3 separate regions of the Mus musculus genome follow, and regions 2 and 3 are each linked to region 1. A link is a loop called in an ENCODE intact Hi-C map of the cell type or tissue named here. Cell type or tissue: left cerebral cortex. All regions are shown on one strand.

The links. Peaks named below come from ENCODE experiments on the same cell type or tissue, not always from the same donor. Only the 100,000 strongest peaks of a DNase experiment are listed, where the experiment ranks them.
Region 2: a loop joins it to region 1, with 2.0 times the contacts of the local background. A loop is called at or near these places in 3 of 42 quality-filtered maps.
Region 3: a loop joins it to region 1, with 10 times the contacts of the local background. A loop is called at or near these places in 20 of 42 quality-filtered maps.

What each region holds. Positions count from the first base shown.
Region 1 is chr7:120,200,715-120,208,714 of GRCm38, reverse strand. It overlaps Crym (crystallin, mu), which reads left to right and starts at 6,726. Exons shown (of 8, transcript NM_016669.2): 1 at 6,726-6,960; 2 at 7,488-7,638. The coding sequence starts at 6,791. It overlaps Abca14 (ATP-binding cassette, sub-family A (ABC1), member 14), which reads right to left and starts at 4,751. Exons shown (of 31, transcript NM_026458.4): 1 at 4,656-4,751; 2 at 1,277-1,398; 3 at 673-922. The coding sequence starts at 1,336. In left cerebral cortex, a CTCF peak has its summit at 4,726 (motif pointing right); DNase peaks (open chromatin) are centred at 2,449, 4,733, 6,676 and 7,166; H3K4me3 peaks cover 1,242 bases; H3K27ac peaks cover 643 bases.
Region 2 is chr7:119,670,555-119,678,554 of GRCm38, reverse strand. No RefSeq gene overlaps it. Among named protein-coding and RNA genes, the nearest start is that of Acsm4, 15 kb to the left of the region's middle. In left cerebral cortex, CTCF peaks have their summits at 4,721, 4,923 (motif pointing left) and 7,408 (motif pointing right); DNase peaks (open chromatin) are centred at 2,088, 4,925 and 7,443.
Region 3 is chr7:120,120,432-120,128,431 of GRCm38, reverse strand. Tmem159 (transmembrane protein 159) reads right to left here. Exons shown (of 5, transcript NM_145586.1): 5 at 7,446-8,000. It also overlaps a transcript of Zp2 not described here. Among named protein-coding and RNA genes, the nearest start is that of Zp2, 21 kb to the left of the region's middle. In left cerebral cortex, a CTCF peak has its summit at 3,496 (motif pointing left); a DNase peak (open chromatin) is centred at 3,485.

The DNA.
Region 1 (8,000 bases):
GGGCACTCTTTGACCCAAATCCCCAGTGCACAGTTCTGATAGCAAGACCATTCTCACAGGAGGCTATAACAAAGTCCATGCGGGTGTGGGAAACTTCTGGTTCTGAAGGCAAGTCTGCCACCTGGGCATTGTTCCCTCATGGTGGCTCTCCCAAGTGGACTCACAAGCTCCTAATTAGATGACACTTCTATCTACAGGTGGCTGCTGTACTTGGATATGTTGTGAATAAAATCTGTGCACCAAGAAAAAGTTCCTGTTTTATCCTAATACTTGACATGAAATCAGGTTCTGTCACTTGCCTGGTGACAGCATTGTTGAAAGGAAAGAATCAACATCTGCAAAATGTCCTCTGGCCCCCACATATGTCACAAATACACACACATGCACATACACAGGTACACATGCACATGAGTGTACACACATGCATGCATATGCATGCACACACACAAATAAAAGTTTATTCATAACAATCATAAAAAGGATAGTTTTATATGACTGGAAATTAATTCAGTCATCATTTTAAATATTAGATTTCAATTGTGATTATGTCATGCAGACATTTGAGCAAAATCCATTGTGTTCTATTTGGGAGACGAGTGCATGAATTACGAAGGTTACTAAATCATACTAAACCATTTCCAGAGAAATATTTCAAGTATTTTCATTTCTAACCTTTAAAGTTGAAATTTAAATCCTTTTTCACCATCTCAGTAATATTTCTTGCTGCATTACTCTCAGAAGGCACATAAGCCAATTCATAGTCAAAGTTTTCATTAAGGAATTTAGGCAATGTCAAGAGAATAGGATTGAAAATCACATCACTTATAGATGTCTTCTTTGAAATTCTGCGTACAGTCAAAGTCCATACAAACAACAGAAATATCAAGATGATCTCCACCACTAAGCCAACCACATTCCGGCTCTGCAACAAAACACGGGGGCGGGGGGGGGCACGTTAGTGAACACATGAGCACATGCATGTGCGTGCTCCTGTGTGGAGCCATGGGTTAATTAACACAACAGAGACCTATATTATTCTCCTTTGTTCTACAATGAGAATGCCCTCCTCCCCGACTGTCTTCCTTATACTGCCTATGTTTCACTCTCCTACACCGATTCTGTTGACTCTCAGGCTGTTCTTCAGACTAAGCAGGGCTACCCCAGCCTTGGAACAAAAGAGAGAAAATCAACTATAATCCATGTAGTTAGTGAGCTGTTAGTTCTTCCTCTGGCTACACAGACTTCCCATCGAGCTCCCACAGACATCACCACTCACCTTTAGAAGGAAGTTTTTCCACAGGAGGACTGAAAACTGCTTCATCTGTAGTGAATCCATCTTACCAGGAAGGATGGAAGGTTGATGCTTAAGAAATGAAGATGTAACACACTTAAGGTCACCTGCCAAAATATTAAGTGTCATCAATAAAAAAGATTATTGCTTCATTTTTCCACACCTCTACTTTATAAATGGAAAGGTAACTAAAAAAAATAAATATTCTGAATTAGGTACCTGACTGCTCCTTTATACCTTCATATCAATTTATTAAAACCTTAGAGAATAGAGACGTAAGAGTGAGCAGACTACAGGTCCGTTTTCACAACAAAGATATGAAATATAAATGGAGAGTGTTAGTACTTGGGAAGCGTCTACGTGTCTCACAAACTACAGGGTTAGACACCTGTTTGATGTCTGCTCACACCGTGTTCTGTACTTTAAGCCTGTTCACAACACACCCCTTTCATCATAGTCATCGATAGTATGACATAAAAACTATGAGCCTGGGATATGAGCTCAGATCTCAATTCTTCAACATGCTGCATGCATATAATTCAGAGCAAACTAGTTAACCCACAGCTACTTATCATCTCTAAGTCAGGCAATGCTAGTCCTTACCTTACAGGGTTTCCCCTATTGGGGTCAGCTGCTACTATGCAGAGGACACTAAGGACATCACATTTTAGTCATTGTGATAAAATCCTATATAGCATCAAAATCACCAGCATGTTATTTTTTTTTTCAGGACTATCAATCACATTGAACAATTATGGGCCAATGGTTTTGACCATAAGAAACAAAAGAGAACCCTGTATTCACAGACCGAAAGACCAACCACCTTCCCAGCAGAAGCGCCCCAAAGTTGGTCTTCAGCTCAAAACCCAGCGGCCTTGAACAGGATGGTCCTAGGAATGCTGGATGGAGAAACTGTGGGGAAGGAATCAAGTTGGCAGGCCCACGATTCCTGATATCAACACTTTCTGTTTGTCAATCAGCATCAGCATAGATCAAAACTGAGAAAAGCACAGGCAGAGTCTGGAAACGCTCCATGCACCAGGGTTGACAGACATCACACTAGCTCACTCACCGGGGGAAGAACACGACTGTCACCAACTGTGCTCAACTAACTATCTCAGTGCAGAGGTGCGAAACTGGGTTTGAACCTCGTGTTGTGTGCCGTTCAGTGGCAAAATGGTCAGCGACAGGAGCCGGGGTTGGGGGAGTGGTGGCCTAAACAACAGACTCAGAATAAACAGAAGTCATGAGTCATCTCTTAACTATGCATGAGAGTTGAAGGAAGGAAGCGTTGCCAAATCAGATCCTGAACATAGAGAGCAGCCCTTACAATGCAACAAAAGACACACCAAATAAATAAGGGGCTAAATACAGTCCTAGTAAACAAATAAAAACGAGTCCTAAACAGACATTTCCACAAAGAAACAGATAGCCAAAGGCCTCATTAAAAGTTCCCCACTTTAGCACCCAGAACAAATGAGAACTAAATGTTCACTGGGCTTCAACTTCCCGTGCTATACACTAACATTCTATATCAAGGACAAAATAGAAAATAGCATGTGCCGAGAGAGGAGAAAACTGGAACCTTTGCCCACTGGTGGCACATGGGGCAGAGCGTATTGGGAAGTAGACTGGCAGCTTACTTCTCACAAAGCCAAATGTCCAATGTCTGTATAATCCTTCAGTTTCACTTCTAGAAAATAGAAATATGTCCATCCCTGTCTCCCCTCCCCCACCCCAAAGTATAGGGCCAGTGAGATGGTTTAGCAGGTAAGGATGCTTCCTTAAGGTGGATGAGCTGAGTCTGATTGCTGGACTCACGTGGTGGTGGGAGAGGAGTGACTCCCACATGCTGCCTCTGACCTCCACACACGTGCACACACATTAAATAAACAAATGTAAAATAAAACATATAAAAAATGTTCGCAAAGTCATCGTAACCCCAAGGTCCATTCAACTGATTAACAATATGGGACAAGGCAATTCCCCACCACGGAGTCTCGTTTGCCCATATAAGGAATGATGTAGGTAGGGTACCTGCTACAACAGGCAGGGACCTTGAAAGCAGTATGCTAAGCAAAGCGTATATGATTCCACTCATATGAATTGTCCAGACTTCACTAATCCAGGCACACAAAAAGAGCAGCAGTTGCCAGGGGCTGTAGGGAGTAGGCAGTGGAGAGCGACTGCTTAATAAGTGCAGGGTTTATTTGGGGAGTGATGAAATGTTCTGGAACTAGTACAGACATTGAGTGTGGTAAGGGACACTCAAAAATATGGTTAATCTTATGTTGTGTGGAACTGTAATGTTTTAAGCCTGTGAGATTAATAAAGAATTACTTTCTCATTGAAGAGGAGACACAGAAGTCAAGTGATTTGCCTCAAGTCAGGTTAAGACCAGAGTTGATCCTGGGTCCCCGAATTCCTCCTTCTAGCCCCTCAACTGTAAACAGTGTCCATATCAAAATAGAGTCGTGCTAGATGGGATGGCACATGCTGTTAATCCCAGAACTACGGAGGCTGGGGACAGAGGACTGCCATGCATTTGAGGGTAACTTGGACTATATAATGAGCCCAAGGTCAGCCAGGTCTTAAAAATAATAAAGGGGCAGGGAGGGGAGGGAAGAGAAGAGAAGGGGTCATAATCAAACTAGCCAAGCCATAAGTTGGGAAGTTAAGAGGGTAACACAGGCACACAATGTCTATCATAAAACTACCCCCAGGAAAGCCTAAGGGCCCTTTTCTTCTGTTTGCTTTCTGAGGCAGGGTCTTGTAGCCTGTTTGCCCTCAAGCTCCTGCCTCAGCCTCCACAATGCATGGGTCACTTACATATGCTCCGCACACTGCCTCTTGCTACGGAAGTCAACTCCTGCAACAAATCCCTGTCAGCCCCAAGCTCAATTTCAAAACCCAGGGCGGTATACTTCCGCCCTTAGAAGTGTCCCACCTCAACCGTCTTTGAGACTGATGTGCCTTGTATCCACAGCATGCACAGCCCAGATGTCCAGATGTTAACTCTTTAGACTAGCAGTTCTCAAAGACCCTTTCCCAGAGGTCACCTAAGACCACTGGGAAACACGTATGTTTACATTATGATTCATAACAGTAGCAAAACTATAGTTGTGAAGTAGCAACAATTTTATGGTTGGGGGTCGTCACAACATGAGGAACTGTATTAAAGGGTCGCAGCATTAGGAAGGTTGAGAACCACTGCTTTAGACAGCCAGTCCTCTCTTTTAGGCTGGCAACACACATACACAATGAAATTCGTTCCTAAGTCCCTGTGGGTGGATGTGGAGGACCCACATCGGACTCCTGGGGCGTCTAAGGGCAGCTGCAGAGCAGGTCCATCCCTGACACACACCTCTCGGACTACACAACAGCCACGGCCACCATCACAGCCACGAGGGGACGCTCGTCGCCCGGGCACCGCTCCTCTCAACGCTCTAGCCAACCGCCTGGCGGCGCAGATCCGATCCGGGTGCGCGATGGGAACCAGGCGCGCGCTGGAAGGAGCCGCCTGAGTGTAGCCCCTGTGCACTCTGGAGCCTTTTCCACTCTACTGAGTTTGGCTCACTCCTTTAGAAACAGAGATTCTCGTAGTAAAGCCAGCAAGACGGTTGAAGCGATAGCAGAACTCAGAGGTCCAGATAAAAACTTTCGTACATTTCCAATCTTTTTGTGTACGTATGTGCTTAGAAGCTGTCTTAGAGTCCGTCCATCCACAGCAAAAGAGAAGCTCCGCTATTCTAACTTCTATTTAATTTTTGATATTGTTCACTGTTGTTCTCCTTTGGTTAATTTTTATCTTTTTATTTTTTATCTTTTAATTTTTGCTGTTTTAATATTTCTCTTGAGCATTGGCTTACCTACTCTGTGTGTCCAGTAAGCCTTGCTGACTCGATATTGCTGCAGCCTGGGGACTGGACTGTTTTGCTGCACTCTCACCTTTAGTGTGTTGGTATCAGTCTAGGGAGCAGCAAGTGACATGACCCACTTCTTTCTAGATCTGTAGGGGGCAGCAGAAAATTTCCCCAGGCAGAGATACTGCTTCAGGGAAGGCGGGGAAGAGACGCAGCAGCTTCCCCTACATTACTACTGAGTTTATTAATAGTAGTCTTTCTCGAAAGTCATTACTACACTTAATAATAGTTGTATTGTTTTAATAGTAATAAAAATTAAAGCTGGCTCTGGTGGTGTACACCTGTTGTCCTAGCATTTGGGAAGTCAAGGCCAAGCCTTGACTACATAGGAATTTTGAAGCCGGGGGTGGCCTAGGTGAGACCCTGTCTCAACAAAACAAAACAAAACAAAACAAAACAAAACAAAACGGGCAGCCGAGATGACTCTGCTGTTGGAGCTCTTCTAGAGGACCCTAGTTCACTTCATAGTATCCATGTAGGGTGGCTTACACCTGTAACCTCCAGTTCCAGGAGATCTGATGCCCTCTTCTGGCTTCCTTGGAAATGTGCACACATGACACACACATACACACACACACACACACACACACACACACACACACACACACACATGCCCCAAATGAAACCTAACTGCTGCGGACTCCCAGGATGACCTTGGACAAACCCTGGAGCTAACAAGAGCATCTGCATACCTCGGTGACTGTTGATGTAGTCAAACGAGATAGGCTGTTCCTGCTATGAGTATTTGCAGCCCTAGTTTTCTTTGCTCCTTCCTGACACCTTACCACTCTGGGGCAGAATAGTCTATTTTCTTTGAGTTCCCGGAAGCACTTTCTCCAATTACTGGTCAAGGTTAGGCGTCACTACTCCATCAATAGTAGAACATTAGGCATCACTGCCTAGAGTCCTGCTTTTAAATACAATATGAACTCCTTGGGGAAAACAAATACACAGACTGCATTTTGGCTCTTTACATGATGGAAGCCATTACCCTTGTCTGAGACTTCAAGGTGAAGGTTGTTTTGTTTAACCTGGGTCAACTTTACGTTTAACGCAACAGTTAAGGACTAGGGGTGGTGTGGGAAGGAGATTGGGAATAGAAGAAACTCCAGAAATAGACAAAATTAAAACTATAACAAAACCCTCCAAGCCCCTTCTCATCTGCCTTTCTCACAATACTACCCCCAGGGGATCTGGTGTGGAAGAGCAAGGTGGAACCAGAAAGTCCTCTACACACACACACACACACACACACACACACACACACACACACACACAAACACACACACACACAGCGTGCCCAGGAATGTCAGTTGGCTAATTACAGGAATGGGAACAGCTGACTCAAGAATCATCACTCCCAGCCTGCCGCCTTGATTCCAATCTTAGGGAGAAAGCCCTGGAATCCAAGGAGTTGGGGTGGGCGGCAGGGGCGCGGCCCGAGGGGCGGCAGGGGCGGCGATGCTCCGCCCCAGGAGGCCCGCCCAACACTGCTACTCAGGCAGTCCGCTCATTTAGGGCTCAGCTCCTGGAACGTGGAGTGTGTTTCAGCCCGGGTTCGAAGGCAGGCGGCGAGATGAAGCGGGCGCCAGCGTTCCTGAGCGCAGAGGAGGTGCAGGATCACCTTCGCAGCTCCAGCCTTCTCATCCCACCCCTGGAGGCCGCACTGGCCAACTTCTCCAAAGGTCCCGACGGAGGGGTCATGCAGCCAGTGCGCACCGTGGTGCCTGTAGCCAAGCACCGAGGGTGAGTGTAAGGGACCAGAAGGGGATGGGAGAAAGGGGAAAGAAAGGCGCGAAGGGACGCTGAGGAAAGCGATAGGAGAAGGGAGGAGAGGGCTTGTTGATCTCTGCTAATAACAGCTGCTACTTAAGGGGCACTAACCCACCGGGCTTCTACCAAGAAAGCGCTTTTCAGGTGCCACCTGCTGTAATTCAACTCCCTGTCCTTGGAAAGGGAGGTACCAGGGCTGTTGCTCTGCTAGTTGAAAACTGAGAGGTAGAGCGATTTGCGGAAGCTTACAGAGCCAAGAAGTGGCTGAGCTGTGTGATGGCTTTCTGGTCCAGAGCCAGACCGTGAGTCCAGCCTCAGGGAAGGGCAGAAGGGCAGAGGAATGAGCGCAAACGGAATGGCGTGCCAGCACAGCATTAATGGAGGAGGGAAGATGAACGGGACTTCATTGAACACTCAGCATTGACTGGAAGGAGTTGAAATTGCGCTCTCTCTCTCTCTCTCTCTCTCTCTCTCTCTCTCTCTCTCTCTCTCTCTCTCAGCTTCCTGGGAGTCATGCCTGCCTACAGTGCTGCTGAGGATGCGCTCACCACCAAGTTAGTCACCTTCTATGAGGGCCACAGCAACACAGCGGTCCCCTCCCATCAGGCATCGGTGCTTCTCTTTGATCCCAGCAATGGCTCCCTGCTGGCGGTGAGCAGTCTCTTCTCCTCTGGGGCAGAGAGGGTAGAGGAAGCCTCCCCTGGAATAGAGAGTGTTCCTTGGGCCCAGAATTAAGCCTAGACGCTAGTGAGAAGTAATATGATTGCAAGCGACCAGACAGGAGACATCAATGGTGATCCGTGACAGCACCTGTTTCTAGGGCCGCTTGTGCCTATAGCGGTGGCGAGTGTGTGGCTGTAGAAGTAACGATCCTGTTGTTCATGCTTATGGTCTTGTAACACGCTCAGATACACCAAGTGCGCAGCTTGAACTAAAGCAGTAGCTGAAGGGACTTTTATTCATTGAAGCCCTCCCTGTATGGAGGAAAAGACACAGTAACCTGTGGGTGTCTT
Region 2 (8,000 bases), 530 kb after region 1:
CCTGATCCTCCTCCCCTCTGCTGGCTTTCTGGCCCCAGATCTCTCTTGATACTGTGCTGGCCATAACCATAGAGACTGTCTTTGTGATGAACTCAGTACTCTCCCATCCATCTGCATTCACATCAGCAGCGTTGGATGTTCTTGACTTCCTCCTGCATCTTGACCTGTTCTTGCAACTCTCCTTTCTCCCATCAGCTTTCTCATATCAGAATGTGTGACAGAGGAAGCATTTAACTTACGGGCTCACAGGGGTCTGGTCCATGGTTTTTGGGCCCATGATGGCAAGTTTGTGAGAGAGAAGGTCTCTAACTCATAACAGATAGAAAACAAAGAAAGAGGAAGGGAGTGGGGTCACTATAACCCCAATCACATAGTCTTCGTGACAACTTACTAAAAGCCTTCCCCAACACTACCATTACCTGTATGTAGATCAAGTGCCTGGTGATGAGCCCATGAAGACATTTCACATTCAAGCTGAGAGTGCCCATTATTTTTGTGCAGGTTTCTCTTGCCTGTCTGACTTTCCCAACTTCTCTTAAATGTTGCTGTTTCCTGGGGCTTCATCTTTACCCTGGTCTTTGGGCATAATATGTTGTCCATGGCTGACCATAGTCATAGTTCAGCAATCTAGTTGCTATTAATACACAGAAGTGTGCCAAGGTCTATCTCTAACTTCCATATCATGACAGTGGTTTAGACCCATGTCTCTACCTGTTTCCTGGTTATCTTCATCCAGAAAGCCAATGAGCATGCTGAAAACTCATCTTGGATTTCTTTAGTCTCTAGTTCTTAGAATGATCACTCAAGAAGATGAGTTTTCCATTAATATTCTATTTTTATATCGTAATTTAACTACATTTTCCCTTTCATTTTTCTCCCTCCAAACCCTCCCGTATACCCCTCCCCACAAGAGATGGATTCTAGCTGCTATTGTTTATTACTGTGTCTCTGAAGTCTACATCATTTTCAAGCACATATGAGATTGAATGAATGAATGAATGAATGGATACATTCTGATTCCCTCACTTTGTGTGTGTGTGTGTGTGTGTGTGTGTGTGTGAATGAAGGTTCTCATTCCTGGCAACCTTGGGTTCCTGTCACCTCTCTATTCTTTAATATGCGTGCCTGTTAGTGTCCTGTGTTGTCTGTATTCTCCTGTCTTTATAGTAAATTTCATCTTCTACATACTCACAGACATTTTCAAGCCTTTTTGACTTCCCTCATTTCTAGCCTCACTCCCTCCTTTTGTGTGTGAGGATAATGCTACAACACTACTCAGAATGCTGCTGTAAGATCCAGAGAGATTATCCAGCCAATTAATGATGTTACAATTTCTTACTTGGTGACAATGATTTCAGACACATTGTTTGGTTATAATTTTTGTAGGAGTTGTAGCAGCTCATTGTGTAGCAGTCTCCTCTGAGGCAACGCATTCCACCCTCATGAGGTCTCAGGAGGCCAACAAAAGTTCGCAGATTGACAAGGTCCCTTAGGGACAGGTGAAGGGAAGACTCTGTGACCTGTGGAGCTGCCTGCACTTCATTCGGAGTGCTCCAGGGCTCCAGCTTCCATGAGTGTCACCCATGAGTGTCACCTACCTTGAGTTGGGCTTTGAGTCATGCAGCTGTCTATGCTCCTGAAGTAACCCCGTAAACCCATCCCTTATCACATTGACTTTTGCTGCCATTTTTGTCTGACAACAGTTCTCTGTCTGGGGTGAGGAATAGTGTCACCTCTTTACGTTACTTTCCATACCGAGTTCTCAGGCCATTTCCCGAAAGTCTTTGGCCATTCCTCAGTTTGACACAAGAAACTTAGGCTCACCTGACATTATCTATGAGCCATAATTTGAACACGTCAGAGAATTTCCTTACATGGAGAACGATGCTTGGAAGGAACTATAACCTGGATAGGCTCACTACCGTTAGAAGCCATAGCTGCTAGCTCCTTTAAATCCAGGACGCAGAACTAGGAAATACATCTGTTTTCAAAAATTTGAATTCATGCATTTACTTTCCAATTAACATTTTTTGGTATTTTTCATGCTTGGTGTATTTCTTTAGCATTCTATGTGAGCCACCCAGCCATCTGTTTTGCCCTTCCCCCCCAGTTTAGCCTTTTCCTCCTTTCGGGACTTATATAACAGGCTATTGGCTTTCCGTTTGTTGTGCAAGTCACTCACCCTTCCCAGCCAGTCTTTGATTCACAGTGGCAGGCTTCGGCTTACCTGCACCGGCCTGAGGATTTTTGAGAAGTTCTCCTTGTTCACCTAGGATGAAAACAATCCCCAGAGAGGACATCCCCTCTGTCTCTCACTTCTCTCCCCTGCTGCAGCCTCTCTGCTCACCCTTCAACCAATATTCTTTTCACACGTGCTCAGAACTTATTTGGAGTTAGTGTTGCTCACTGTCTCTGATGGAGAGGAGATCACAGGCCATGCCAGCCTCTCCTCCACCACTTGAAGCAATTTTGGAAGGTGAGGTGTATGCAGAAACGTCTGTTTCGTCATATTTTTCCAAATTTGCATATACAGTTTCTTATATGCAAGTAACACCTGCCTTATTTCTTTTGGTTTAATTTGGCTGTTTACGAAGTTTATCTTTTCTTTTAATTTTAAAAGAGACTTACATTTTAAAATGTAGTGCGTGTCTGTACACATTGGCCACCGTGTAAATGTGGAGGTGAGGACAGCTTGTGGGCAGTGGATTTCTCTTTCCATTATGTGGGTTCTGGGGACTGAACTCAGGTTTCAGGCTGAGTGTCAACGCCTTTTTACCCACTGAGCCGTCTTCCTTACCCCTGGGTATCTTCTCAAAGAACCAATTCTTTATTTCATTGATCATTTAATTGTTTGAAAGTGTGTTTTCAGTGTGCCTTTCATAAGGATGGAACAGGTTGACACAAGTAAAGACCCAGGCAGGGCCTTTTAGTACAAAGCAGTAAGAAAACTGGCCCCTAGGAAAAGCCTTTTAAGCCAGGACATTTAATTACTCATCCAATGCTTGAAAGAAATAGGACAGGGGAGTTAAAAACAAAACAAAACAGAGACCCAGTGCTTTTAACAGTTTTGGATGTGGACTTTTCTTTTTATTAAGGAATAGAGGGAAGATCTAAGTAAATGAAACATGGGTTAAAATATTGAATATGGAATAGAGAGATGTCTCAGTGGTTAAGATCACTGGCTGCTCTTTCAGAGGACCATGGTTCAATTCCCAGTGCCCACATAGAAGCTATAATTGTCTGTAACTCTAGTTCCAGGGGATCCAACACCATGTTCTGGCATCTACAGGCACCAGCCACGCATGTGGTGCACAGATATGCAGGAACACACCCGTACACATAAAATACATCTTGAAAAGTTCTGAGCCATTTCAGCTGAGGCGTTTTGTTATTTACATACCATCAAGGCAGGACCCTGAAATGGTGTACAGAGCTTCAGGAGGGCTGAGGGCTGTGTCACCTCTCAATGGCACACCACACATTTAAAACTCACTATTCGTTTTGATTGCTTTGGACCTACTATAGAAGCATGGCCAGACCTATGGTCTTTAATGAGTGGTGAGTTTTCCAATGTGAAGTCAAACTTTCATTTTTATTTTCTTGATAAGAAATCCAACAAGCGAGCTGGGCAGTGGTAGCGAACACCTTTAATCCCAGCACTTGGGAGGCAGGGGCAGGCAGATTTCTGAGTTCGAGGCCAGCTTGGTCTACAGAGTGAGTTCCAGGACAGCCAGAGCTATACAGAGAAACCCTGTCTCAAAAAAAAAAAAAAAATCCAACCATCAGTACCTAATCTAATAAGCCGAGTAAGTTGTCTGGAGCAGGTATTTTAATGATATTTTAAAAATCAGTTCTATTGTGGTGAATGTTTTAAAACTTTACTTTGTTGGTTCTTCATTCATAGTATGCAGAATAGAATTAATTTTAATACATTTTATTATTACTGTAACTTCGATGAACGTCTTTATTAGCTCTCACACTCGTTATGTTTTCTAGGAATGTACACGAGTATATCTGGGACTAGAGAGTGTTTTACTTCTCCCATGTGGGACCATAATGGCCCAGGACTGTGGAGGAAGGGTCAAGGAGAGTTTCAACCATCCCCTCTCCCAACATGGTACCGTAAAGTAGGCTGCCCTACCGTCAACCCTGGTAAGAATTTATTACCCTGAAGGTGACCAGGCTTCACTCCTTGTTTGACCGAATAAGGGTCTCCCATTCCCCAGACCCTACACCCCCTGAGTATGTAGATGAAACATCTTCCAACACCCCTGACCTGCTCAAAGGAGCACAGCCACACAAACCTTGCTCCAGAAACCATTGCCACCTCCCCAGGGACATAAATACCCCTCCCCGCCCCGCCATTAAACAGAATTAAGTTCTCTAAAGCTGTTCCCAGGTGTGTGCTCTTTGCCCGCACACTCACCACCAACCAAGATCCTGCTGCGCCCCCCCCCCCCCAAACTTGGCTAAGCTTCTTACCCCCCAGTCCAGTAGTGCTGGCCCGAGCTCCCTCTCCAACTACGATACAATTTCCTTTTTCTGGTGAATTGCTTGTCAGTTTTCATCTCAGGAAGGGCACTTTCTGTCCTCTGTTGTTGAGGATATTTGAGAAAATAAATAGCAGGATCTATGGTCAGAATGTCAGTAACCAAGGAAGGAGTTAGTTACAAACACAATTTTCTAAGTTTGAATACGATGTGGTGCCCTTTAAAATGAGAAGCTAATTCAATGCACCTTCTCTGGCTTGGGGTCTCCACTTTGGGTTGGAAAGTTATAGTTTTCAGAGTATCCATCCATAATGCTTTAAATGGCTGTAGAGAGCCCCTCCCCCGCCCCTAAGTCGCTGCTATTATGCAGCAAAACACAGGAACTTGGAGTGGGCTCCAGCGCCTAAAGCTTCCTACTGCCATCTTGTGGCTACATCTTGAAACTGCAGCTCTAACTGCATTTTGCTCCTACCCTGAGCATCACCAAAGAAACATGAGTTATACCAATTATACGCCATGAGCATGGGAACTTTAGTGTGAGCATATGTTAGGTGGCCTTCACTGCGATGTCAAGATATAGATGAAATCAAAAGAATGGCTCACTTTAAAGATCTTGATCCCTCCCTGGCATGCCAGTTCTCTTTTTGATGAACTGGCCCCGATTTCCTCACCCACACTGAATCAATTGGATTTACAAAAGCCATAGTTGCATGAGGGGAAAGGAATGGCCCATGGCCCACAGTACCATTAGCATGCAGACCCAGCTGGTCTCCAACCTCAGGGAGGAATTCTGTTACAAAACACGGCAACATCTTTGTGGCAAGGTCAGCTTTGGTAAAGTCAAATCACCCCACTAAGCCATTCACCAGGTCACTCATTCATTTCTAGTTATGAGTGGAGACAGAGACAATCTTCCCTGTAGCCTGTGTTCTTGTAAGATACATATGGGAGGATGGTAGAGGGGAGGGAAAGGGAGGACGGAGAGATGAGAAGGAATGAAATGACCCTTTCTTCCAATCACGTGGTATGGCATTGGTAACTCAAAGTTGTCCTGGGGGATGGAAGATGGCTTAGTGAGTAACAGTGATGGCCAAGCTCTGCAAGCATATGTACCTGTACTCTGATCCACAATATCCTCAGCATGTCTGTTATCACAGATCCAAGTAGGTCCTGGGAATCACTGGTCAGCCAATCTAATCAAAACAATGAGCCTTAGGTTCAGTGAAGAGACCCTGTTTTATAAAATGAGGTGGAGAGTAATTGAAGAAGAAAGACAGCATTGTCCTCTGTCCTCTACATGTGTGTGTGCATGGGCACACGCTTGTGCACACACACATACACGCACATGCACTTGCACGCATACATGCACACACTCTGTTCCGTAGAAAAGAACATGAAGTGAATCAGGTCAGAATGAGACAGCAGAGAGTAGAGGGGCCAGATCTCTCAGTCCTTTTAAGGTCTAAGCACTCCAAGGACACCCTAGAAGGGTCTACCTTTCAGAGGTTCACGGTATCAGGTGCCAGGCAGGGGACCAGTCTTTAACATATGGACTTTAGAGGCAGTACCTGTATTTGAACCATAGCATCCTTCAGCATTTGTCGAACAAGTCATAAAGGATTTGCTGAAGGGACAGTGGCCATTTTTAATTTGACATTGTCTCATGGCACCACGTTTTCCTATTTTACTAGGACATTGTTTTGCCTTTTCTTTTGTTTTAAAATGTGTGGATAAACCAGGGAGCAGAATGCAGAATGTGCATGGACGATCATGACTAAGTTGGGAGCTTCAAAGACCTCTTGAGGAAAACTGTCTGGGCCAACCACCCAGGGTCCTTGGAGGTCACAGCATCCCCCTCTTCGATCCAGAACACCTAAGCCCTGTAGTGTTAGAGCAGAGGGATGTAGCATTACATGATTCATGTCATTCAATGAAAACAAGGTTTCCCTCTGTGTTTCTCCTCACCTTCCTGTTTAACACAAGGATTCTTTCTGAATCCCCAACTGTATGATAATCTCTACTTGGCAATTTATCATGAACCCCAGCGCAACTGCTTTCTTAGAAGCGTGCTTTGTGACCTCATTCCTCTGAAGCACACTGACATTTGCTTGATGCCCAAAGCAAATGGGATTCATATCTTATTTTAAACATTTTGCAAAATTGCAAAGAAACTTTATTCAAAAGCAATAGTCCAGATCGAAAGTGTGCTATGGAGCATGACCGTGGGCCACGTGAGTGAGTGTGCACTATGTGTGCTTAAGTATTTGGTGTCTCCTACAGTTGTTATACAGATAGGAACATAAGAGGTAGATATCACACAGTTTGCTGATGTCCTACACTTCAGCTGAATCTACACTTCACTGACGTTTTATCTGGGTTGAGCATCCATCACTGGGATCCTTGTGAATCCACATGTTTGTGTATCAGATTCGTCCATCAGTTCAGCCATTGTGTGCTCTGTTTCCCTCACAGTAAGATGGACTCATTCCTGTGGTGCCTGGGTACCCAATGTTATTCACCAATGGCGAGGACCAGAACCAGTGAAGACATAAGACAAAGCATCCCAGTTGCTAAGGCAACAAGAGCAGGTAGAAACAGCAGGAGGAAAAGAGAGTGCTTATTTTCTGCCAGGTCCCTTTGACTTGATGCTTGCACCTTCTGCGTCACTGACCATCTCATCCCTGACTCGCACCAGATGTGGCCCCGACCACTCTGGATTTGGTTTGACACTGAGACTCTTTCTAACTCCCCACTCTTTACCCGAGCCCAGCTGATATATCATTGTCTCTCTTCGTGTCCCTCCCTAACCGCAACCCTATTCCTATTTCTAGTCCCATTCTGGTCTTCAGCCACAAAACTCTCCCAGTCAAGCCCCAGTTTTGCTTCCTTCTGATGCTTTCGATTATCTTGAGATAGCCCAGGAGAGGGCGCTGCAGAGGAAGCTGGTACTCTAGCTCCTGCTGCAGAGGCTTATCCACTATTTAGCTGTCAATATGAATAAACACTGGATACAACACATGACTGCTTCCCTTTGGTTCAGTTGTCCCACACCAGAGTTTCGCACAATAGAAGTTTTCAGGGGATCTTTGATGGGCACTGAGTTCTCTATACAGATGAGAACTTAGAAAAACATGTTTTCCTGCTAGGGCTCTGGTACTTTTTTTCATATCAATATCTCCTTGGTTGATATACCTAGGGTGACAGAGTTCAAACACGAAAATGCTAACTTTTGGAGCACCAGAAAAAGATGACATTGTGATTATATTAAACAAATGAATCATACCCAATAGTGGAGAAGAGTGTGCAGTAAATGATTATATTTCAGGGAAAATTAGAAATACATACATTGTTCTTATTTAAAAGAAGTCTCAGGGAGTATGCTCGTGTTGGAAGCCCTGTGTGACACTGCCTGTCCCTGCGACTGCTACAAGTTTTATTGTATCTGACATGCCACTGTTTACTATGTTCGCGCTGGTGAAAGGTCGGTGGCCCTGGAATCTGTGAATGATT
Region 3 (8,000 bases), 80 kb after region 1:
CCCAGTGATATGTGTGCTAATCCCTGGGACCTGTGAATGGCAAGAGGGACTTTGCTGCGGCGGTGATAAACTTAAGAAGGTTGAGGAGTACCTGGGTTATTGAAGTAGAACATGAGTAGAACCACACACACCCCTATAAGAGGGGAGGAAGTCTGACTGCGGGAAAAGGGAAGTGAGATCAGAGACTGGAGTGGAGCATTTTAAAGATGGAGGAAGAGGATGCTGGGTCTTGGTTCTAGAGAGGAACATGAAGTCAGTTTGTCTTTCTGAGAAAAAGATTTACTAAGAGAGTTATTAGTCCCAGTCCCACTCAGGCAGTATGATGGGAAAAGTTCAGGCCCATGAACAAATCAGGGGTCTCTCCTTACTGGTTCAGAATGTAGGGAAGGGCCCACGCATGTATTAAATGAGTAGCTCATAGCACCGTCATGTACTCGGGTTTCTCTGAGTGTGGGAGAAAGACCTTTCAGCTGCAAGGTCACCCGCACTGGGCTCTTCCTCTCCTGGGGTCTGGTTACCTGAGAAGCTTTGCAGGAAGTGAGGATCAGAGTTAAAGTTAGTCCCCATAGGATGATTGTGTTTCCTTTAACAGCAGCTGTGATGGGGGTGGGGCAGGGTCTGCTACAGAGAGCCAGAGCCTGAGTAGCCTCTTAATCCAAAACCTGATCTTAGCCAGAGACCAGACTTAGACATTTTAAGGCCCTGAAGAAGGGACCTACCTGATATTTAACCCTTAGGACTCTTGGAGGGTCTTCAATTGTAGCACTAAAAGATCCTCCCTTTGTGAATAAACAGAAGAACACCCAAGAAAGGAGCTCTGGGGCAGAAAGTATAGGGTTTAATCAAAACAGATCTGCTTCCCCCCAACCCCCACCCCGCCAGACTTCCCTGCTAAGAGAACCTTGCCTTTCTCTTGGCACAGAATAGCATCCCTCGGGGTGTGTTTCCTGACTAGCCTAAGATAAAGCCTCCCCCTGCCTGCAGTTTAGAGGTGAATGAAGTCTATAGTTGCATATAATGAGATTTAAGAGGAAAGTAGTAGGGGGGTGTCTCTGTCTTTCCTTCCTATCTTATACAGCATAACACACACACACACACACACACACACACACACTGTGCCCCCTGCTCTTTCTGTCTGCTTTTGAATGTGATTATGGGACATTGTGATTCCTGGAACTGTAGCAGCCCTCTTGTGTCCAAGAGGAAACAAACCTAGGGACACTGGGAATGAAGGGGCAGAAACCTAAGGGACTGAGATCCTTAATGAGTTCCTTGTGTGGCCCGAATCAACCCAAGAAGCACTCATCTCTGGATTTCCCGTTTAGTGGCAGATTAAGGGGTCTTGATTTTAAAAAGAAACATGATACTTATTGCTTGAAGAGCTCCAGGACCTGCAAAGATGAAATTACTCCTTTCACTTTTCTTGTCTTTTTCTTTCAGATGCTAACGAAGTGTGCTTTCCCTGGTGCTGTGGTACCTTTTTCTAAAGCCCCCTCCCTACCAAGTAGCTGATGATCCACCATGTGGTCCACCTCTATTCTGGTTTAACTGAGGTTTTCCTGTCCTCTTCTCTCTGTTCTCCTCCCCCAGGAAGCTGCTGAGATTTATAGCTCGCCCACCTTGCTGTTTGTCTTTAAACTCTAATAAAATTATCCTCTGGATTAAACAAAGAACTTCAGTTTTTACAAGAAAGCCCATGTAACAAATCTTTAAAAACAATACATATAAAACACACAGAAAAATACATATAAAAACATTTAATTAGTATGTTTCTTCTGATTAATAAGCAAATTGTATAGTCAAAAAATAAGAGTAGCTTTCACTTTGGGTGCAGCCCTTTCAAAGCCTTAGAGGACCAGATCTGCCTGTGTCTGTCCTTTGATTGTCACCAATACTTCTGCGGGGAAGAGATTTGATGGGAAGTGTAGCTCACTTGTCCCATCTTAGAGAAAGAAGCTAAAGGAACCTCATAAAGTTACTGATCACACAAGGCCCCTTTCCAAGGCTGTACAAGCTGGAACACTGGAGGGGAGACAGACTCTTTCACAGAGATGACTGTTTGGGCAGTGAGCTCCAGGGATGCAGCTGATGTGACTCTCGCCACCCACACTGAGATGCGCTTTTAAATGATGAAGTTGCCTTTGAGCTGCCCAGGCTCCTGCACACAATCCCTCATCCTTGCTCCTTTAAGTGGCCCCAGTAAATGCACAGATTCACCAAGCATGGCTATTTTAATCATGATTCTTGGTCTGCCATTAGACTACAAGTTAGACAGACAATAGGGGGGCCACAGATAAATAATAAAGATAGCAAACTTCTGGCTTCTTCCTTACCATCCTGACCTGTGAAAAGGACCTAGCAGCTTGAGACAAAGACCTAGAGGGCTTCCTTTCTGGCCAGTAATCCCCCAACACACACACACACACACACACACACACACACACACACACTCACAGGCATACACGCACGCACGCGCACGCCCGTGCCCCTCTCCTGAAGCCTGAGGGGCTGGGGGCTTTAAGGGTCTTTGGTTAGCTGGAATGGGGATGGGGTATTCTCCTTTCCTTAATTTAGAGTTGGTCAGTTTAAACAAAGGGATGCTGACAGACCCACAACTTTGTTTAACCAGACCTTGAACTTATCAGACTGGTCTGCTGTGTGTGTGTGTGTGTGTGTGTGTGTGTGTGTGTGTGCGCTCTCGAGCTCAAATTTCCTTACCTTTAATAAAATTCTTTCTTCACCAGCTGAGTCTCAGATTTCCTTTGCTGCTTCCCGTTGTTCTCAAGTTTTTTTTTTTTTTTTTTTTTTTTTTTTTTTTTTTTTTTTTTGCCTTTTAATTCTTTAATTGGCAGAGAAAACGAACCCAATCCAAACCCCTAGAAGTAACAGTTATGTCATATCTGAGAGTAGACATTTTCTCATGTTTCTCCAGATAAAGTCACACCACACTCTTATAGAAGAAGCCATATTAGTATAAAACCTACACATACCTCATTACTTAGAATAGTGATTTTAAGACCTAATAACTGTGAGTGCTATGTAAAGGCTTGTTGTATCAACTAGGAAATAACAATAAAAAGCCTGTGAATGTCCAGCACAGACACACTTTTCTTTCAGATACTCTTCATCCATGCTTGGTTGAATCCAAGGACACAGAACCCACAGAAACCAAGGACCAACTATGAAAAGAAGCTTGGTTCAGACCAGATAGTACTGCAGTGTCTTAGCTCCTGAACTCAGGAGCCAGGAAACATGACACAAAGTCAGTGCTATAGACTGGAGACTTGCAGCATGGCCCTGGGTCAACTGTTGTCCTCCCTGGGTCTCAGGCTTGCTGATGACATCAGGGATGGTGGAGAAGATGCTTTCCACCTGGCTTCTCGGGGAGTAGACAGTGCCAAAGCTCACACTGTGCCTGCCACAGTCAAAGCAGGGCCAGTCACTCAGTCGCTCTGCTTTCACAGCTGGTCTGTAATCTGGTGGCTGGCTTCAGTTGGCTGTGATGTTGGCTCCCTCTACTGGCTTAAAAACAAACTTCGGGTGAGTGGGGGAGGATGGCACTTTCTCTCTCTCTCTCTCTCTCTCTCTCTCTCTCTCTCTCTCTCTCCATCTCCAGGTGGAAGCTACAGCACCCATGGTTTCAATGGAAGCCACAAAGAGATGGTTTTTGACACACTGCTATTATGGGCACTACTCCATGGGAAACTAAACATTTACAATATGAAACCAGTGACCCCTGGAGCCATTCTACGTAACAACAAAGGTCATGGACACTCTGCTGCCTGGGAACTTCACATGCCTGGGAACACATACCTACCCCAAAAGACCTCAAAGGCAGGTAGAGGAACTCATACTGGTTCCGGGGGTGAGTTTTTCAAGCAGGCAACCTGTGTTTGAGTCCCACATCCCAAACTGCTCTTAGGCAGCCAAAGATCTCAACCTTTACACTTCCTCCCCTTTAAAGTGGACAGGAGTTTGCACTGACTGGAAGCATGCAGACTGGAGACAGCACTCAGCACACAGCAAGTGCTCAAAGCTAAACAAAACAAACTTTTCTGGACAGAAAGGTAAAATTATTTACTGTGTAAAGCTAAAGTTCTCTTGCGTGGGCCCTGGTCGCCTTTCCAGTGAGCTATTCTTCAGATTGTGTATAAAAGGCCAGCAGCTTCTATGGCATGAGGCTAAGTTAACCTAGTCTTGATTTAGATGCCGTGCTTCCTGGATGAATTCAGAGAGTCACTTAATCGCCAAACCTTGGCTTCCTTTCTGTGAACTAAATGCTGATGCTTAAGAACAATAAGCAGGCCGAGGAAAACAATTGGTCTGCTCATGAACAGGAGGGTCTAGTGCTTCTAAGTGCTGTGGAAAAGCATTTGAACTTGGCTGAGTCTGGAGCAAGAGTGTTTACATAATCAGAAATGTGTTTTGAAAAGCTCTTGCCTAGTAGCTGAGAAGCCTCCCCGGACGGGTTGCGCAAAGCACTGTAAATATGCCCAAATCTTGTGTCCCAGCTGAGACCCTGCTCTAAGCCAGCAATCTACTTGGAACATCTTCTTGGTGTCAGATGACATAGCTGGACTAATAGGGGCAATCTGGGATGTAGGCTTTTCCACATAGTCCCCATCTCAGGAAATAGTATCACTAGCTACCACCACCCACTGGTTAGAGCTAAATATCTAGATGTCAACTTTGTGTTCCCCTTTTCTTTTCCACCTACACCAACCAACCAACCAACACCTCTAGATGTCCACACAAGAAAGATCTTCATCCCCTTCCGCCAAGTGTAAGCCAAACCCACAGCCATCCCGTGTCCCCAGCCTTTGCAGATTCTTAAGTGGCCTTCCTGTCCCCAGACCTTTGGCTGTGAGTCACAACAATCCTAAATCTGATCTGGGCGTAGATTACAATATAATCCAAATATAATCTATACTATACAGAGGCTGGAGCAGAAGGAGCTAGAATTTGAAGTCATATTTGACTATATAGAAGTCATTATAGAAGTTCCCTATCAGGAAGAAGGGAGAGAGGGAGGAACTGGGGGGAGGGAGGGAAGAATGAGGAAGCAAGTGAGTGAGTGAGGGAGGCAGAGGGAGAAGGAGAGAAGGAAAACAGGGAGGAGAAAAGGGGCAGAGGGGAGACAGGTAAACAGAAAAAAAAAAAAAGTAATGAACACCTGGATGTCTGACCACAGCATTTTTCCATATAGGAGCCTGCAGTGCCTCCCTCTCAGTGCTGTGGTGTGGATCTCTGTTCCTTTTCCACTCTCATTCTTTCCATGCCCAGCCACACTAAGTTCTTTCCTGCCTTCAAGACTTAGGGCCACTGTGCCCCAGGAACACCTCCCACCATAGCCAGAGCCACACCTACAGCCTGTCATTCTTTTAGTCACAGAGCTATACCTACCTAATCTCTGTAGTTGCAGTGGCCTCATCTTTATCAGCCCTTCACCTCTATTCTGTGCACTCATCACAGTCTCTTACAGATGCTAGGGGAAGCCGTGACCCATCTCTGGTTCCCTTGCCTTCTCCTTAGTGTGGGGCATTCCCAAGACTTACTTCTAGAGAATAGGAACCATGACAAGATATATGTGATTGTGTATACACATGGCAAGAAATGTAATTCATGTAATTGCTAAGTCTCTTCTCCTTGGTGTTTTGAAAACAAGAGACTGTCACTTTGTGAGCTGTCACAGGAGACAGACATGTAGCAAGGAACTGTGGCCCTCAGTCTGTAGCCCTCAAGGAATTAGATGTGACCCGTGGCCATGTATACTTGGATGTAGCTCCTTCCCTAGACATGCCTCAGAGAAGAATCCAGGGCAACTCTGCTAAAATTGCTATGTTCTTTTATGCCAATAGTTGTTGCAGGTTATTAATCAGTAATAAATAAACAAAGTACAAATACAAGTGATAATTGACCCCAATCTTGGGAGCAAAGCCAGGGACCTCCATGCTCTCCAAAACTGAAGCCTAAGAACCCAGTTGGGCTGGTCAGCAGTATACACAGGTCAGACCCTCACATGAAGTAAAGAGATGTTCAATAAACAATAACTGTTACTAATAGTAACTAATACCCTATGGTGTTGATAGCATGGAAGAATTCTTGGTCTCTAACGGATAGATCTCCCTTTAGGGTCAAGTGCTTCCGGAAAGCATAGGATGCAGAAACGTTGAGGGCTTTACATCATGCTAGGGCCAATGGCGTCAGTTGTTTCTCCCCAGCAAACTTCCTTTTCTTCTGATATTCCTTTGAGAAGCTCCTTTTTGTCACTTGGACCCACCCAACTGTGGGACCAAAGCAGCTGATCTGTCCCCTCTCCCCACTCCTGGCTCTTACATATCCATAGGGCACATGAGCAGATGGAATACTGGCTACCGCGATTGGTCCAAGGTTGGTCACATGGCCCTGATCTGTCCAATCAGAGCCAAGCCTAGAATTTGCATGTACTACAGGTATAGAAAGTACTTAGTACTTTCTAATCAAGTACTGAGTACAACGAAAAGCTACAGAGACCTCTGTGTGGGACAATCCTTCTGAAAAAGCAGCTCACAGTAAGGAAAGTGGGGTAAAATCGCATGAGCTCCAGATCCTCACAATGCACAAAGATCTTGCAGACAGCCTGGACTACATACAAGGCCCTGTCTCAAGACAATAAAACAAAGATCTCCCCACTGTTGACTCAACGAACCGATGACCTCTCCACGTCACACCAATCTTTTTATAAACAGCTTTGAGTTGGGTGTGGTCCCTAGCAACTAAAAAAGGTTTAAATGTGAGATGTCCCCCAAGTCTCATGTGCTCAGCAACTGGTACCTACACGGGGCCACCTCTGAGGTGGTCAGCTAGGCTCAGGCTCCAGTCTTCTAAATGCTTCGTGACCACCCGAGCAATGACTTGCTACCATACCATCCCTACCACAATGGGGTGCAGCCCCGTGAACTGTAAGCCAGATGAACCTTTCTTCGCTGAAGTTGCTACTTTTGGGTATTTGATCACAGCAAAGAGGAAAAGTAATTACTGCCCCATAATACTCAGGATCCACTGTGAAATCAACACAGAAATTGTTATGGTTTTTATGTGTTTCCCGGAGTCCATGTGGAAACAGACCATAGTGCTAGTGGGACAGAGGGAAAGCTTAGAGAATGGGGCTTAAGAGGAAGAAGTTAGGTCATTGGGGACTGCCCTTATGGGGCTATTTAGACCCCAGCCTCCTCTCTCTGATCCCTGGCTGCCACTATGAGGTGAACAGCCATGATGTGCTGCTATGCCATCAAAGGCCCAAACCAACAGGGCAAAGGGACTCTGCACTAGAACCTCCAAAACCATGAGCCCTACTTTTTCCTTTGTAAAGATGATTGTCTCTGGTCTTTTGTCACAATAGCAGACATCTGACTAATGCCTATCTTGACATATGGGAATAGGTAGAAGAAAAAGAAAACAGCAAGAAGCAAATAAATATTTAATAAAATACCACAGTAAATGAAGTGGAAATCATCGCACAGGCTCTGGTTTGCTTTGTAGTCTTTCTTCAGTATGTGTTCGGTTTTATTGGTTTGTTAAGAAATGGCTTGGCAGAAACAAGCTCTTTAAACAATATTAACATATCAAGTGCAAATATGTCAAAGATCAAGGCATGCAATAGACTAGGCCTTGAGATGTTTCCTAAAGGACTCCTGGCTGCAGGGTTAAGACAGATTTTCAGGTTTTAAAAGGCCACCATTTCCAAATGCTGATGCTCTTCTGATAAAAAAACAAAACAAAACAGTAAGAACTGGCTCCTTTGGATTATTTTTTTAACCTCTTATTTCAAATGACTGGAGAAAACCCGTCCTCTTCATCCCTGCCCTGCCCCCAGACTGCAACTAAACTTCAAATACAATCTATCTTAGCCGCAGATGGGCTCTGGGACTCAACCTCAAGGCTCTAAAGGCCAAGCTTCCAAGTTCTAGCAGCCCACCACTCTGCTAAGGTCAAGGCTGCATACTGGGGAGCCGTGAGGG